Linked DNA regions of Mus musculus: region 1 is linked to region 2. The links are chromatin loops, found by intact Hi-C in ENCODE. Cell type or tissue: left cerebral cortex. All regions are shown on one strand. Links, peaks and the distances in the headings refer to the core of each region. The heading gives the core; the rest is flanking DNA. Region 1 holds the start of Ints6l (integrator complex subunit 6 like). Region 2 holds the start of Mmgt1 (membrane magnesium transporter 1).

Evidence for each region. Hi-C counts contacts between places; a loop is a spot of excess contacts. Peaks named below come from ENCODE experiments on the same cell type or tissue, not always from the same donor. Only the 100,000 strongest peaks of a DNase experiment are listed, where the experiment ranks them.
Region 1: it touches region 2 in a loop (1.9-fold over the local background); 4 of 42 quality-filtered maps call a loop at or near these places.

The regions. Positions count from the first base shown.
Region 1 is chrX:56,452,524-56,461,447 of GRCm38, reverse strand. It overlaps Ints6l (integrator complex subunit 6 like), which reads right to left and starts at 6,609. Exons shown (of 17, transcript NM_172779.4): 1 at 6,132-6,609; 2 at 5,922-5,999. The coding sequence starts at 6,242. In left cerebral cortex, for the core only: a CTCF peak has its summit at 5,616; DNase peaks (open chromatin) are centred at 4,941, 5,490, 6,071 and 6,619; H3K4me3 peaks cover 2,376 bases; H3K27ac peaks cover 1,594 bases.
Region 2 is chrX:56,593,584-56,602,507 of GRCm38, reverse strand. Mmgt1 (membrane magnesium transporter 1) reads left to right here and starts at 4,564. Exons shown (of 4, transcript NM_146234.4): 1 at 4,564-4,723; 2 at 7,066-7,118. The coding sequence starts at 4,645. It overlaps Gm36239 (a long non-coding RNA gene), which reads right to left and starts at 4,316. Exons shown (of 3, transcript XR_386934.2): 1 at 4,206-4,316; 2 at 3,354-3,450; 3 at 2,852-3,245. In left cerebral cortex, for the core only: no CTCF peak of the experiment used is centred there; DNase peaks (open chromatin) are centred at 4,437 and 5,006; H3K4me3 peaks cover 1,413 bases; H3K27ac peaks cover 334 bases.

The sequences.
Region 1 (8,924 bases), core at 696-8,695, 140 kb after region 2:
GGCCGGAGGACTGCTATGAATTCAAAGTCAGTCTGGGCTACATCGGATCAAACAAAACAAAATGAGTTGAAGTACGTCCAAGCTATAGAGAACAATGTATATACAGTCACACAGATGTTAGAGGTATAACCACTTTGGAAAGGAGGACTTAATTTCTCTTGCTGATTGGAGCCTGGGTTCATGTGAGAAGAAAATAGACAGACATTGTTGGAAAGGTAACACACATCCAGATAAAGGCATGACTAGTGTTTAGGCCAAGGTGTTTGGACTTTTTATTCTGACATCTGATGGAAAATCCTGAAGGACTTTTCCTTTTTTTTTTTTTTTTATTTCTCTTTATTTACTTTTTGTGGAGATAATATCTCACTCTGCAGCCCAGGCTCTTTGAATTCACTGTGTAGCACAGGATAGTTGAATTCATGGCAATCCTCCTGCCTCAAACTTCCAAGTACTAGAATCCCATGAGGAAACCATCATTCAGGGCTTGGTTTTGTTTTGGAGACAAAATATAAATATGCAAAGCCAGGCTGGGATTACAAGCATGAGCCACCATGCCCGGTGCCTGAAGGATTTTCACAGCAAAATGACTGTTTCACTTTATTTAAAGATTAACAAACAGGGAAGAATGACTAGAGGACAAGACTCGCTGAATGTCAGCCACACCAGTGGCTCTGGTGACAAGTGGCAAACACTGACATTTCAAGAATGGCTAGATATACGTAAGAGAGGTCTAGGATAGAAGGTAGATCTCTACAATGTCGTCAGTGCTCTCCTTGTATCTTCTTGTTGATCCCTAATCTCAGCATTGGACTCAGACCATTAGACCTTGGCCAGAGATATGGCCTTCTAGAGTTAAGTCCCCATCCCATCCCCTTTTCTTTTGATAATCTACAATGACTATTGTCAGATGCTTCAAATAGCTAGGGAGGAGGGGAAGTGTGAAAGAAAGCCAAAATCAAGCTAGGCATAATCTCAGCACTTGGGAGGTAGAGGCAGCATGAACTCTGTGAGTTCAAAGCCAGCCTGATCTGAAAGATCCTGAACAGAAAGTTTCAGGATAACCAGAGCATTTCTATAGATTCTTAACCACAATGGAGGACTCCATTAAAAGTTGCTCCTTGCCAGGCAGTGGTGGCACACTCCTTTAATTCCAGCACTTGAGAGGCAGAGGCAGGCAGATTTCTGAGTTGGAGGCCAGCCTGGTCTACAGAGTGACCTCCAGGACAGCCAGGGCTATACAGAGAAACCCTGCCTCAGAAAAAGAAAAACAAAACAAAACAAAGGTGCTCCCTTAGCCAGGCAGTGGTGGTGCACACCTTTAATCCCAGCACTCAGGAGGCAGAAGCAGGTGGGTGTCTTTGAATTCCAGGATAGCCAGGGCTACACAGAAAAACCCTGTCTGGAAAACAACAACAACAACAAATGTTCTTTTAATACTTTAGTCAAAATTCTAATAAATGTCTATTACATGTATCAGTTTTTAAAATATTGAGTTTACTTCCTCAGTTGGTAAGCCAGAATTCTTTCTCTTTCTGGCTCACATTGGTAAAGGCATGCAGACACTAGTAATCAAAAGTAGCCACACAATGTTGAAAAGTAACATCCAAGAGAGATGCTCACTTTTTCAAATGGTTTATATTTTCAAATTATTAGCTTAGAGAGTTTCTTTGAAACATTATCTCTTATTTATAACACTTCTGACCACTATTTATTCACGTTTCAACTATTTCTTGAAAGATGTTTCTGTTATTTAAAAAAAACTCCTTTAAATAAAAATAATTTTAATAAAGTGGCTTCAACTATAATATCATTTTTAATACTTTTACTAGGAGAGAACCCAGGCTAGTGGCTTACTTTCTTCTGACAAGCCTGCCTCTCCCAGTCACAGAATAGAAGGAAATTATGATTCATAACAAAACAAAACATACAAGACAGCAGAATCTCAGCCAAAACTATTGAGAACTATAATTATTGCCACAAAGTTCTCACACAACATTTTAAAAGCCCTGTACTGCATTCATCTTCTAAGGACACACTGTATAGTATATATATATATATATATATATATATATATATATATATAATACTAAACAGGAGTATCTAGCTATGTACACTGAAAGTGTAGTGCATACAGAGAGCATTAATACTGTAACTCCATGGATGAAACAAGTTTATGAAGCAACACTTAGCAACAGAGATTTAACACACAATGTTTGCATTTCATACATGGTCCCCAAATGAAACTTAATTGCATCAACACACATGGCACAGCATGGAACAGGTATGACTAATATTAAAAGAGTAGACAGCTATATGCAAAGAAGTATGCAGTAGAGTTACCAAGTCTTTGGTGAAATACTATATTTACATACTCAACCACATATGTTAGTGAAAAATTCCTGCTGCAGCAACTTCGCACAAGATTTCTTGTCAAAGCTTGTAAGTGGATATACTGGGAAGAGCTGCATGCCTGTTAAAAAGAAATCTCCTAAGCAAATGCACAACTCATGCTTATTACAGCTGGAACAGAAGAGGATCTACTAGCAAAATAAAATTCATTTGGAAGCATTTGGAGTTGGATATACTCCAGATCTGCGAAGTAAAATGTTGCAATGTTTCTGCAGCCTCAGAGAAAGTGAAAATGACACTTTATTTATTCTGCAGAACAATTTGTTACCAATAAAATACTACCAAACCATTACTTGAGCCCCTAAGAGAGAATAAAGTTTTAAGTAGAAACTAAGATGCCAGCTGACAGTCAAAGAAAGACCTATTTTGATATCATGTGTGACCGAAAACGGTCCTATAGGACTACTAGAACGTGAAAATCTATACTGAATTTTAAGAAAACTATCACAAGATGCTCTAAAATTCCAGAACTTCTAAGCAAGCTACAACCTAAAAAGCAAATGAACGAGGTTATCACAGGCAGAGAAGGTTGGGCGAGGTAGAAAGGTAAAGTCCAAAATGGAAATTCAGAAAACTCTTACCTAAATATGGTCTACCAATAGTAATGTTCGTAAAGCACAAAAATATTACTAGATACTTAATATTTCCTTTTACGTAGGTAAAATGAAGAACTAAGACTAAGTGATTGATAATTAAACAGAGATTTGTTTAGTTTTTTTTTTTTAATTTGTTTAATTTGCTGGAGAGATGGCTCAGTGGTTAAGAACACCCAGCTGCTCAAGAGGACCTGGGTTCAATTCCCAGCAACTACATGGCAGCTCACACCTGTCTGTAATTCTAGTTCCAAGGACTCTGGCACCCTCACACAGATATGCAGGCAGGCAAAACACCAACAGACATAAAATTAAAAAAATAATAATAATTAAACATAGTACACAATGTATCTTCACACACTTTAAAGAAGAAAGTGTGTGAAAGACATCAGTGGTGGAATACTTCTTGTAGGATGCAACATAGCAGAAGAAAAAGAACTACAATAAAATTTCCACTAAATATAATACTGAACATTTTCTTCTCTTCCAAACAAATATCGAAAGTTTCATAAACATGTGGCTAAAATACCCAGCCATTCAAACATGCATGGCCACTCAGGGTAATTCACTGAATAAAAGAAGTGGGGGAAACCGAATCTAAATAAGCACACTGGCTGGGCTGTAGCTCAGGAGCAGAACAGTTGCTTAGCATGCAGAAAAGCCTGAGTTGTATCTCTAGCACTGAAAAGAAATAGTATGAGCCATGGATTCCCAGTGCTAGGATTGAAGATGTAATAATGACTGTTAAAATGGGGCAAAACCTCTTCCTGCCAAAGGAAAGGAGTGTGTTAATATTGTCATGGATTCTTTTCCTTTCCTTTCCTTTCCTTTCCTTTCCTTTCCTTTCCTTTCCTTTCCTTTCCTTTCCTTTCCTTTCCTTTCCTTTTTCTCTTTCTTTCTTTCTTTCTTTCTTTCTTTCTTTCTTTCTTTCTTTTTTTGAGAAAGTGTCTCACTATAGAACCCTGGCTGGCCCAGAACTTGCTGAGTAGACTAAGCTGGCCTCAAACTTATAAAGGTCCATCTCTCTCACTGCCTCCTGTATACTAGAGATTAAAGGCATGTAATACCAGGACAGACTGTCACATAATTCCTATAACTCAAAAAAACTATTTTAGGAACTACCATCAGTCCTTGCAAAATGCTGTCCCTTGAAAGAAAACGATAGGTAGGAACTGATTTTGGAGCTTATCCCTCCACTGCTTTAAATTACTGAGTATGTCTTCAAATAGGCGCACTACAAAAGGTAGGCTCTTACTGTTATCATTAGTAGTCAAGAGGTGTCAACAATCAGCCTCTGGCTCTTATTTTATTTTTCTATGCTAAGGTTAGAATGTTTGCAAAGCTTCATATCTGTAAGTGCTCCATTACTGAAATTTATGTCTCCAGCTCTAGGGTCTCAATATGTTAGCCCAGGCTAGCCTAGAAAACTGACATTTCTAAAACCATAGGATATTTACAAGAAGTATACGATTTTTGGTAGATAAATAAAAAATTGAAAACAAACGAGCTGAAACCAGAATAGTATTAGGAAAAGCCTGCAATTTAAACTTTTAATCAAAGCAGAGAGTTACCAAATCAGTATCTTCGCTTTCATTATGTCTGAAGAACATTCTGGCCAACTTACTTTGAGACGTAACAACTCACTAAACCAGGGCTTACAACATCCAGACTGAACCTCCTGTTAATTTACTGAGATGAGTTAGACCGGGGGTGGGGTGAGGGGGGACGGATGGATGACGCACCAATGAAAGACATCAAGGATAATGGTAACAACCTTCTAATATTTCAACATGCAAGCACGATCCTGATGCAGGATGATTTAACAGTTTGAGTTCTTCTTATCAAGCCACTGCAGGCGAACCAGTTCTTTATCTCTTCACCATGGGAACACAAATAACTACCCCACCGAGGCTAAGGGTCAGACCCTGAGAATCAAATCATTGACTTGGTCTAGTGCATCTGCTCAGTCTAAACGCCCCCTGGCAAATCCCTAAGCAGCTAAGAGCAAACCTAATTTCGGATGCAAATAGGTAGGCCTGCTCCCTAAAACACTCTGGCCCCTGTTAAACCAGTTCCCTAAGAAGATTTTGCCTGGGCACCCCCTCCCAACCCCCCCGCGCGCGCCCCCTNCCCTCCCCCAAACACTCTGTGGTTGCTTCGCAGGAATTTCCAATGAAACAGCAACTGTCGCTAAGGTAACTGAGAGCTGGGCTCAACCTGACTGAGCGTGCAGGGTCTGGGAGCTGCATAGGCTAAGCAGTTCCGAGCTAGTGGTGGCACAGGAGGGGCGGGGGCCAGAGCCTCGAATGCAAAGGAGCTGCTCTGGGAGGCCAGCGCTAGTGCAGCCCGGCATTTGGCAGGAAGAGGAGGGGAAGATGCGGTGAAGGAGAAACGGACCGGAGCGGGAGGAGGGAGAGGAAGCCCAGGCGGGGCGGGCCGAGGGATGGAAGGAGGGACCAGAGGAGGAGCTCGGGCGGCAGCAAAGCCCGCGCGGGGCTAAGAGAACATCGGGGCGGAGTCCCAGGCGAAGGGGCCGCAGCCTCACCATGGGCCTCGAGCCCTCCTTCCTCGGCCTCCTCCCCTCCCTCCTTTCCATCTCAGCAGCGCCCTCACCCTGCCTCTGGCTGCCTCATACAAAAGCAAAATGTCCGCCATCTTCGGAGGCGATTGCTGCAGCCGTGCTAGGAACTCGGCCCTCCAGTGCCTTCTCTACACCGGCTGCTCATCTCCGGGCCCCTCTCTGCGACCCCCGACCGCCGCCACCCGCCCTGCTCCTCCTGCCCTTCGGCGCTCCTCACTGCAGCCCGTCCCGCAGGGCGACGCAGGATCGCCACGGGTGGAGGCAAAAGGGATCAGCAGCCCCAGGCTAGTGGACGCGCACGCTCTTCCCGCCCACCGCTCCCCCGCTGGCCTGTTTACCTTGATGCAGTAGGGAGGCTCATCGTAGGTGACCAGCATGTACCTGTCTCCGCGGCTGGCTGGGTCCCGGGCGCGCAGCTGCGGGGCGAGGGATGACGGGGGGGTCGCGTAGGAAACGAGGGGAAGCGATACAAACGTTACAGAAGCACCTCAGTCCAACCCACCCATCCCACAGAAGCGACCCCTTCATCTCCTTTCCCCTCCTTTTACCTTCAAGAATAACTCCACAGCGCCTTTAGCAATGTCCAAATAGGAGGTGCCCAGGTCAGTGCGCTGGTTCATGGAGGCGGACGTATCTATGAGGAACAGCAGGATGGGCATCTTCCACTACACCCCTGGTTCTGGTCCCCACTCTCCCAGTCCCTTTTCCCTCAATGCCACGTATGGCTACCCAAATCCTGAACTCTCGCAGAGCCAGGGAGCAAGAGGAAAAGTGGGAAACGGGATGGGATAGATGGGACCGCTCCTGGCCTCTTTCTGCAGCCCCAACTCCTCTCCCTCCAAGGGAACTTGAAAGTGTGAGTGTGTCGGTCTCCGGGCCGTCTCTCTTCCCCTCTTCTGCCACCACTACTGCCCGCCGCCGCTGCCGCTGCCAGGACTACTGCCTAAGCATCCGTCCACGCTCACTAGAGCGCTCGCCCCAGACTGAGAGCCCTCTCTGTTCACTGACACAACTTCTGTCTGCTCACCTACCATCAGCACCATGTGACTAGAACACACGCCATTGGCTGCCAATTATGTTTAATTTACATATTCATTAGATGACTGGGTAAAGGGAGGGACTTGGGCCAAGCTTGAGGGTTGTAGTTTGGAACCCATGCTGGAGGTAAGGGGCGGGGGAGTAAAGGACCTTCTTCAAGCTCAGATTCTCCTTTAAAGGATTTAGAAGCCTTTAGGGTAATTTGTTTGGTCGTTTGGATGGATTTTCTTTCGTGCTTCAAAGATGGTAATTCGAAAGGAAAGGAGAATTGGGCAACAGTTGCATAGAAACAGATGTTTAGGCAGGCTTCACACAAAACATAACTACAATCAATCAATCCTGCCAGTGGCTAAGACCAAAACATTTCAGTAGCAGCAAACTTCTTTCCTAGCCAGACTTGCTCAAATTCCCTTAGATTAGTCCCTCTTCCTGATCAGTGTTTACATGTCGTTTTCTTGGTTGGTTCAGCTACTTAAAAAGGAAGCTGCCGCGGAAACGTTACCCTAAGCTGTCCTTTTGTAAGGACAGGCTCTCTCAGGCTTTGAAACATTGACCAGCCTGTGATACTTAAACTCCTGTGGGGACTGTGCGGCCTTTATCCATGGCTGATATCCTGCTTCAACTCAGGTTCATTGAACGTCCACAAAAGTGCTAGGCACCTGAAGTAGGCGTTCAATCATTGAAATATGTAGGGTCGATGGTACTGAAATTTAATTTTCAGTAGAGGGAAGTTGCCAATGCTGGCTCCATGTAAGTACTTGGTAACTGGTCAACTATACTTGGCTTTCCACTGCATATGACTCAATTTTTAAACTTGTATCTCAGGCTGGTCCTGAACTCCTCAGCATATCCTACAAGCGTGTGCTATGCCAACTACTGTGACATTATTTTTAATATAGAGTATGAGGTAGTGTTGCAGCATAGGAGTACGATGTTTGCCCAGCTCCTGTGAGGCGCTGAGTTTGAGTCTCCTACAACACTGATGATGGCGATAATGATGATAATGATACAGAGTATTTCTAGCAATGTGCTGTACACAAGTTAGACTCTTGAGCTTCAATGAGTATACAATTTTAATACAATGTGAAGATCACATATATATCTGCAAATGTTTTCTATATTGTTTGTAGATATCCTGTGTATATGTTCTACATGATTGATATATATTATGTTTTCTCAGAAATAAGACCAAAAATGGTGATGCAAGTAAAAACAGCGAGGCAGCACTTGCCTGTGGTCTAGAAGTTCAGAAGATTTCATGGGCAAAGAACAAGGTGTAAAAGAGGGAATCTGGCTTAGGAGGAATGGTGTGAACAAGAGTCCGCCAGAGACCACTCTATGTGTGATGAAGACCAGCTTACTGAAATATATAGAATGACTTGGGAATTAAAGATGGAAAGACATCAAACTTCCCCATTTCTGTCTTAAATATTAGTGGTGAAGGGGCTAGGAGCATTGGTCTTTGGATAGGAGTACTCACTGCTCTTGCAGAAGACACTGAGTTTGGTTCCTAGCACTCACTTAGAAGGCGTCAAACTTCCTGGAAATCCAGGTCCAGGGGATCCAATGCCTTCTGGCCTCTGTGGGTACTATGAACATGTGCACAAACCCACAGATAGACACACAAATGCATATAATTAAAAATAAAAATAAATCATTAAATATTACTGAAGAAAGATCGTATATGCATGGACTAAATAAAAGTTTATGACCAATGGGTACCTGTGTGGTAGTTTTTTGTATTGCTTTGTAGCAAATTATCACAAATTCAGCAGCTTAGCACGTACTTAAATGTTATCTCCTGCTCTGATTAGCTGGATTCCCTGCTCCATCTCACAAAGCTGTGGTCAGGGAAATGGCTAGGCCACATTTTTCATCTGGGAGCTCAACTGGGAAAGAATCAGCTCGGTAAAGCTCAGGAAGGCTGCTGGCAGAATTTATCTCATTGTGACTGTATGTGAAAAGGCTGAGAGCCACCCACAGATCTGCTTGCTGCTAATGTCCTCTGCCACACAAGCCTCTCCATCACCTGTTCACGATGCAGCTGTTTCTTTAGGGCCAGCAGGGAAAGCTCTCTCTCCAATCTGCTGATACAGAGCCTTAGATAATGTAACATAATCACGACAGTGACATCCATTACCTTTGTAATATTCTATTGACTAGAAGCAAGTCAGAGGTCCCAACCATACTTAAGGGAGAGGGATTATACAGCACGGGTACAGAACCCTAGGGCCCAAATGAGAATCCTGTACAACTTTAGGGGCTTATGGGGGAGGAGCATTACCTAGAAACCAGTTTTGCCT
Region 2 (8,924 bases), core at 573-8,572:
ATCCAGCGTGCAAACCTTACCCCAGTCCGCAGCACATGGTCTAGAAAACTGTTGTAGAAGTAATCCAGCAAAGAAGCCATGCATCATGTAAATACAATCACATGAAGACTGGAGTCTCCCGAAGCCAAGGTACTACTTAGATTTTTTTTTTTTTGAGATACATGTTTTGGTGTGTCTCACACTATGGCTGTGAGAAGAAAAGACATGGGTGCAGTGTCAATTTTGAAAATGTTTGTTAGTTTCCTATGGAGAGCTTCAAAGCAGAGACCTGGACTCCAGTTCTGGGAGCTAGGGAGCCACCTGGAGCCTCCAGAAGGTGTTTGTAAAGAGGCCTAGGGTCTGATAAGGGCTACACGTCTGCCTAGCTAAAGGGGAAAATGTGTCCGAGGGATTCCGCTTTGTCCTCATTTGTTGTTGTTGTTGTTGTTTAAAAGAAAAACTGTGTGAATGCTTCTCTGGCAGATTACTTATGTGTCTTCAGGGAGGCTGGACAAGCACTGTGTGCGTGATGGATGTGTAAGGTAAAGCCTATACGGATCTAGGGAAGAAATGTTTGTCTGAATGATTCTGTTTCTGCTCTTTTATTGATCTGGTTCCTTACCTGAGAAAGACGTATTCAATTCCCTGTTTGCTGATAAGTCCATGAAGGGAGGAGGAAAGGAGGGAGGGAGGACAGACAGAGAGGGAAGGCAACCAGGCTAGTTTGCCTAGTAATCAATAGAGGTCTAGAATTTGTTACCCAGAGATATATTTCTTAATATAAATAACTTAAAAAAAGGTTTTTTTGATTATTTAATTCAGCATCTGTGCACGCATGTGTGTGTGTGTGTGTGTGTGTGTGTGTGTGTATGTATATTTGCATATGCACTCTCTCAAGAAGTTATTCTCTCCCCTACCACCACGTGGATTCTGTGGGTTGAACTGAGGTCATTAGGTTTGGCCGCAGACATTCTTACCTGCTAATCCATCTCAGAAGCCCTTTTAGTACATACTATATATTCTTCTTATAGATATATGTAATAGGAACATATTTACAGGGAAAGTGAATTTTCAAACCTGGTCAGAGAATGCCAGAGGAAAGGGAAACTGCGAGCGAGAGCTTGGAATGTTCATGATGACATACAAAGATAACTTAAGAACTTGGCTGGCACGGAACAGAGGTCCAGTGCTGGGGCACTGTCTCTAGTCAACAGATTAATCTGGGAAACATTTCTCTATAAATACTGTAGCTACTATTATTCCCACTTCTATATCATTAACCCATGACACATGTGGAGAGTGTCTTCATTTTTTTCAGGGATGGATAGTTAGTTAAGGCACTTCTGTGGTCACATAGGAATTTAAGTACTGTGTCCCAGATAGCTTGAGCTTTGTTCTAAGAACTCAGGTGCTCTTGGTATTCACATCTTGTATTCTGGGACTAACCCCAAACTGCTGAACCATGTTGGAATACATGTTAGTTACCTATTTGTATGATACATTTATCAATAACTATGTATGAAAATCTTGGTCTCCCTTTAAGTTGGAATTTATAGACAATTGAAATGTGATTCCACAGGCATGGTGGTACATACATGTCCGAAGTACTATAGTTTCTGGAGAGGGTAAGGCATACGGACCATTTGTGCTCAAGTGTTTGAAGCCAGCTTGGGCACGGTGACAAGACCCTATTTCCAAGCAAAGCCCATGAAATTTAACAGTTTGTGACTAGAAAAGGTAAACCTAGGCCAGTTTTCTGGTATTTGATACACTGATAAAGGTCAAAATTGTGCTGATGCATGAAAAAGAGTGAGACGCAGGGGGGCTGGTGAGATGGCTCAGTGGTTAAGAGCGCGACTGCTCTTCCAAAGGTCCCGAGTTCAAATCCCAGCAACCACATGGTGGCTCACAACCATCCATAACGAAATCTGATGCCCTCTTCTGGAGTGTCTGAAGACAGCTACAGTGTACTTACATATAATAAATAAATGAATCTTTAAGAGTGAGACGCAGAGATGCAAACATATCTTAAGTGAATAGAGAAAGCAAAACTGCTTTTCTAGGACCAAGTCACTTCTCTAAAGCATAGGAAAATGCATTGGTGGCTTATACAAATACCAGACTTCTCAGTAGGTGTATTTCTCCATAATATCTCTGTTTCTGTCTCTGTCTCTGTCTTTCTCTCAGAAGTGGCCCAGAATTCAGACACTCCCAGAAAACTCTTAGCTGCTCACGGTGTTACAAGCTAAGTTCCCCAGCACTGGGTGGGAGGATAAAGCACAAAAATTTCATTTATGATTCTGAGGCCTGCAGAGACTACAGAGTGAGAGTCTGTCGCTTTCTCCCTCTCAAAACCCTCTAACATTTTATTAATCATTTTCTGCTTCAGATAACTTGTTATTAGATCACATGGAAAAGTTGTTATTAGGTCAAGTGGAAAAGTTTTATTTCCATTTAAATATGACCATTATCTAAGCTAAAACAAAATTTTGATGTGATTTTTAATTTTTATTGGTTATTTTATTTATTTACATTTCAAATGTTATCCCCCCTCCCAGTTTCCCCTCCACAAACCCACTATCCCTACAGCCTGCTTCTATGAGGGTGTGCCCCCACCCATCCACCCATTCCTGCCACACCCCCCCCTGTCATTCCCCTACACTGGGGCATTGAGCCTCCACAGGACCTAGGGCCTCTCCTCCCATTGATGCCTGACAAGGCAATCCTCTGCTACATATGCAGCTGGAGCAATGGGTCTCTCCATGTGTACTTTTTGGTTGGTGGTTTAGTCCCTGGGAGTTCTGGGGTGTCTGGTTGGTTGATACTGTTGTTCTTCCTATGGGGTTGCAAACCCCTTCAGTCCTCCCCCTAACTCCTCCTCTTAAGCACCGTCCTGTCAACTAAATAGTGTTGAGTTGGCTTGTTCTGATTCTGAAGTTCATTGTTACTTGTCCTTTTGTAAGGAATATATGCTACTGCAATTGCTATGGATCAAGCACTGTGTGTAGAGGGTCCAGAGAACAGTGATGACTATGACTTAATGTGATGGGATCCAGTTTTTCAGATTTGAAGAAACTTAAGCATACCAAAAGACCACAGGCTTTTAAGAACTAGACTGAATCTCTGTAAAGATCTTTTCAGTGATAAAAACACTCTTTGTTCTTCACCAACAGTTGTTCACCCTTCATCCAACATGTTTGTATGCAATGCCTGCTGTTTGACAATGTTCTAGAGAGGGAGAAAGCTGTCTTCTTGCAGCTCCCATCCTAGAGTGGGAAGAGAGGCAGCAAACAATAGCAACCCAACAAACATAATAAAGAAATAACATCGTTTAGAAGATGATATAAAGTCAGAATAGAATAAGGAGATCATACCTGAGAATGCTTCAACTTTCAAAGGCATGGTAAGGACCAGCAGTACTGACCAGGTACTGGTGAGTCAACTGATTCAGATGACACAGTTCTTTGGAGACTGATGGGAAAGAATGGTAATCAGGCTTCACACTTATTTTGTGATATGACATCAACAAAGCTGTGCCACTCAGCCAGGGGCACTGAAGTAACTTATATAGAGTTGAGGGTGTGAGTTACCTTTGGCCATAAAAATGTCGTGCCCACAGGGTTTACTCACACGCAAATGAATACTCAGCAGTGAGTAGCTAGGAATGCTGATCTGGAGCTAAGGAGTTATGGTATTTGAGGTAAAGTTGTTGATTTGGAATCACTGGAAAAACTAAGCTGGTCTGAAGTGGAAATGAACTAATGAGCTTGCTGAGAGTAGAGCGAAAAGAGATCCAGGAAAAACTCTCCTTCTGAATGCCTACATTTTAGGAGATGAAGATAAAAATGGAGAAAGGTTACAGTTGTGTGCTCATCAGACTGTTTCCAACATCCCTTTATTCTCCCTTCATACATTCTAGCTTTCTTCATGACAAAACAGTCCCGCTGTGCTACACTCTCTTTTGTGTGGATCTTGCTCATAGAAACGTAAAGCAGAAAGGTAAGATGTTGAACCAATGCTCTGAGCGTCCCCAACATGCGAGAGTTCAGGGCTCCATACCCCCCAAGTTACTCTCTACACTTTATTTACTTCCTCACGTTGATGCCCTTGCAACCTGCCTCGGTAACCGTTTCTGAGGCCAGAGGCATAAGAAAGACTTAGTGAAAGGAAAGGACTCTGTTGGGAGGAAAACCAAATCAATTAACCAATTATCAAATACCAAGTACCAGGCTTTCGAGTTCTACGCCCACAGCCATTTAGCAACGCCACCAGCCCCACCTTCTTCTCCTCCCAGGCCTTTCCGTAAGTCCCGCCCCTTCTCCAAATCCGGCGCGTATTTGCGGACGCTCTACCTCGTCTCCCCATTGGTCTCGCTCGGCCTGTTCTTTCACGCCCCCAACTCAGCCCTGCCTCTCTCCGGGAAGCTGCACTGCGCAGTCGCAGAGGAGGCCTCAGGCCCTTTTTCCGTGTCGCTGTCCCCTTCTTCCCGGCATTCCTTTTTCCGCGTTCTCTCGGCGGCTCTCTGGGTCTGGCCACCGCCGGCACTTCGCGCCCAGGGCTCTGGTGACGTCATGTTCCTGCGCCGCGTGGACGCCCGCCGGTGAAAGGAGGAGTACCTCTGCCGCCCTTCGTCTCCTTTTGTTGGGCTGCCGCTCCTTCTGAATCATGGCGCCGTCGCTGTGGAAGGGGCTTGTAGGTGTCGGGCTTTTTGCCCTAGCCCACGCTGCCTTTTCAGCTGCGCAGCGTAAGTAACTGAGGGACTGGGACCGCTCGCGTGGGGGACACCAGGGGCTGTGGGGGCGCTCCCCTAAGGGACTGTTGAACCCAGTGCAGGAGAGCCGTTTTAGGTCGGGGTGACTAAGTAAAGCCGTGCAGGGTCCTCAGCGGAGGGCTTGAGATCAGATGGCTGAGGAACACCTAGATTGCAGGACGGCCAGAAGAGGTTGCTGAGGTTTGAGAAAGAATTCAGACCGGGACTCTGTCCCAGAACTCCAGACACGACATGCCATATGCAGCCTAGGTAGCTAAGACAAAGTGTGGAATTGAGAACTTTGCATGCATGTGGCATCGTGACAGCTAGCTAGACAGCATCCCGGCCACTCTGCTGTCCAGGCAAAGACGGAGAAGTTAAGTGACCGCTTGCCTCAGGGAGGCACTGTGACACGGGGAAAGAGCAGTGGACTGGTTTAAAAGGTTGGTTGTTAACATTTTGCTTAACTGTTAAATCTGTGTGACCTTGGGCAAATGATAACGGTGCTGTATGGTGGGTTTTTATTTTTGTATTTTTTTGTTTTTTGTTTTTGTTTGTTTTCTCAGATCAATAATTGAAGTTGCTTCTGCTTTTAGGTGCTAGAGGTTCCTTGATTCCTTTAAGGGAATTCTTAGACTAGTGGAAAAACTAGTGGGCCAACAAATAATTGCAGTAAGATAATGTGAATGTTCCAAAGGTGTGTGTGTGTGTGTGTGTGTGTGTATGTGTATGTATGTGTGTATGTATGTTCATGGGGAGTAGTAATTTGGTGGGACCCTGGGGAAAGTGCCTTAGAGCTTTGCTGCTCATAGTGTGGTCAGTAGAGCAGCATCGTGGACATCACCTGGGACCTTGTTAGTGTCTACTCAGGCTCCACCTCAGAACTGTTGAATCAGAATATTCGTTTTAATAAATCCCTGGGTGATTTATAGTTTGTGAAGCACTGTCCTGGAGGAGAATAGGATACACTGGAGTACTGGTTATTTTCGAAGTAAGCTTTGGCTCTACTATAGTCACAAAGCAAGTAAGGCCCTTGCTTGAACTCCAACAGCCTCATTTTCCCAGTGAAGAAATGCCTAGCTGAAGATAGTCTTAAATTTCCAGAGTAGACTTCATTCAAACAAGAAAGTTAGCTAGAAGTGTGTCATTAAAAGGTTAATCCAAACAGCATATGATATTGGATTGATTTTGCTTTTATCCCTGTCCTTACAGGCTCTGTAAGTTCAAATATACTCTGCCTGCATATTTTTTTAAGCAGACTCAATACATTCACACAAGTCATTTTAAGTCTAGAGTACATTATGAATTAGGGATTGTCCTATTTAATCTAGAAGTGGATTGTCCTACTTCATCTAGAATAATATTGTCCTGCTTGATGTAGAATTAAGATTTTGGATTTTTATATTTTTCAAGTGCTAAGAATGCCTTGTGGACTGAAGCAAGACCTCTGCACTGCTCGTGCTGGCAAAAGACTGCCATTTACCTTTGACACTAGTTGTGTCATGGGAAATTGTGGCAGCAGATAGCATCCTATGGTGCTGGAGCATGCTCATCTCTGCCATAGTGACCTTTGATATAGCAGAGCTCTCACTGTTCATACACGAAATAAACCCTGTTCACCTTTCACGTTCCCATTTGCCACAGAGGAAACTGAGGCAGTGCAACTCTGTTCACTTTCCCATTGTAACATTCTGCAATTGAAGTAAGTGCTGGAGTTGCTGAGGATGTCTTGAATGAGGTACAGTAAATTGTAGTAAACAGAAAAGCTGGTGCTATGTATGACTTGGGGTTACCAGTTTCTAGATCCTGATCGCAGCCTTCAGTCCCTTGCAGCCTGCAGAAGTGAAGGCAGCAGCAGAATTAAGCAGTAGCAAGGACAGAAATTGAAGTCCTGGAACTCGAGTTACATCACTGCACTGAAGAGGAACATTTCCATACCAGTTTTCACTTTGGCTTCACTATGCAGTGGCAGGGTCATTGAGCATTGAAAATGTTTGTAGTCCTATTGATTGTTAAATAGTTATGACTTCTTTGACTACTTAGTGAAAGAAACAGTTTCAAAATTTCTAGAGTTTCTATACTAATGAAAAATTATGCTTAGTTCTTTCGGTTTCATATTTGCCATCTGTCACTTACTTAAGGTGATAAGACAGGCCTTGACAAGCATAAACTAATTCATAAAGATAAGGCTAACTATATTAGAAGAGGTTTTTGAGGAATCTGGGATCATTACTTTATGTAGTATATAAGTCAACCACTTTGGTCTATTGATTTTCTTGTATTTTAAGAAAGGAAAATGGGCTATAATTTCCTAATGGTGTGCTTCTGCTTTCTAGATCGTTCTTATATGCGACTAACAGAAAAGGAAGATGAATCATTACCAATAGATGTAAGTTGGTCGTTTATATTCCATTAAGTACACATTTAAAATCAGTCACTTTGCTTATGACAATTTTTATTTTGTCTTTTTAATTTTTTTTATAATTTTCAAGCATGATATGGCATTTGTTACCTGCTTCTTTTTTATTAAATTTTTTTGAATTAGAGTCTCAGTATGTAGCTCTGAATGGCTTGGATCTTGCTATATAGACTTGGCTGGTCTCAAATTCACAGAGATCTACCTGCTTCTGCCTCTGCCTCTTTCTTTGCCTCCTGAGTGCTAGGATTAAAGTCCTGTGTTACCTTGCCCAGCTGTTACCTGCTCTTATCACTGTAAAATCGAAAGATTTTGAAATCTTAAAAAAATTCTATTAGACCTTTTTGATCAGACATGGAGGCTTATACCTATAATCCCAGCGCTTGGAGATTGAGGCATGAGGATTGGTGTGAGTTTGAAGTCAACTTGGACTACAGAATAAGACCCTTGTCGTAAAAACAAAAGCTAAAGAAGGAAATGGGGGTGTCTCTGTATTGACAGTATAAAATGGCCTTTAAAAATTGTCATTTGGCTCAAATTTTTATAAAAATTCCTTTTTAAATATTTTATTATGCGTGTAGCAGTTCATGCCACAGCGTAAGTGTGTAGGTCACTTATGTGACAGTGTAACAGCAGGAGTCAGGTCTCTTCTTCCACCATGTGGGTCCCAGGGAAAAAAGTCTCAGGTCGTCAGGCTTGATGGCAAGCATCCTCACCTGCTCAGCCATTTCACTGTCCCAACAGTTAGTTCTTTTGAAAATGAAGGTTAAGAACAAGCAGTGCGGAAAAAGGTGGCTTTCAACTTGAGTTAATCCTAGTCCTCACTTGACTGTTTTACTAGTTTACTGTTATTAGATTTAAACTTACCAAAACTGTAAGTTCTTTGTAACAAACTTAAACAATAGTGTGAAAATATCTAATCATTCAAAATTAAAACAGTGGAAGCAACAAAACTGATCCCATTCCCTGGCAACTTCACATTTGCTCTTAATAGTTTAAAGGGCATCAGTGTTTAGGCTGTAGAGTGTATGGACAGTGTTGTCTTGCTGCATGTACTTTACCTAACTGAGACAGCTTTGCGGGGGCTGGCGAGGTGTCTCAGTGGGGAAAGACGCTGGCTGAAAAGCCTGATAATTTGACTTTAATCCCTGGAACCTACATGGTAGGAGAGATCCAACTTGTGCCAGATGGCTCAGATTTGAACCCTTCCTTATGCTATGGCACTTACTGCCCCCACCTATAAATATGAACCAAATGGCAAAATTAAGGTGAAAACTAGATCCTTTAAAAAAGCATTATGCACTTGCATGTGTAGTTTACAAATTGTTTTTGAAATTAAAATATAATTGTATCATTTTGCCCTTTCCTTTCCTCCTTCTCAATGCTTCCCGTGCACTCATCCCCCACTCTCACTCAACTTCATGGCCTCTGTTTCTTTAATTATTGTTATATGCATACACATATGTGTATATATTCCTAAATATATAAATACAACCTGCTCAGTTCTTGCAATGTTACTTGAATGTGTATGATTTCAGAGATGCCCATGGGGCCTCAGCCCTAGACAAAGCACAGCCAGCTAAGGAATGCCGAGAGCATGGAGAAATAGTCTTCCCGAGGGAAGAGCTCCCAGATTCGCTCTCTAATGCTAAGTGTGTATTTAGCTTTATAGTTAGCTAACGTTCCTGTTTTGTTTGTTGAGACAGAGTCTATGTGGCCTAAGTAAGCACTGAAATCATATGGCCCAAGCATGGCCTTGAAAGTCTTGAGTCTGCTGCC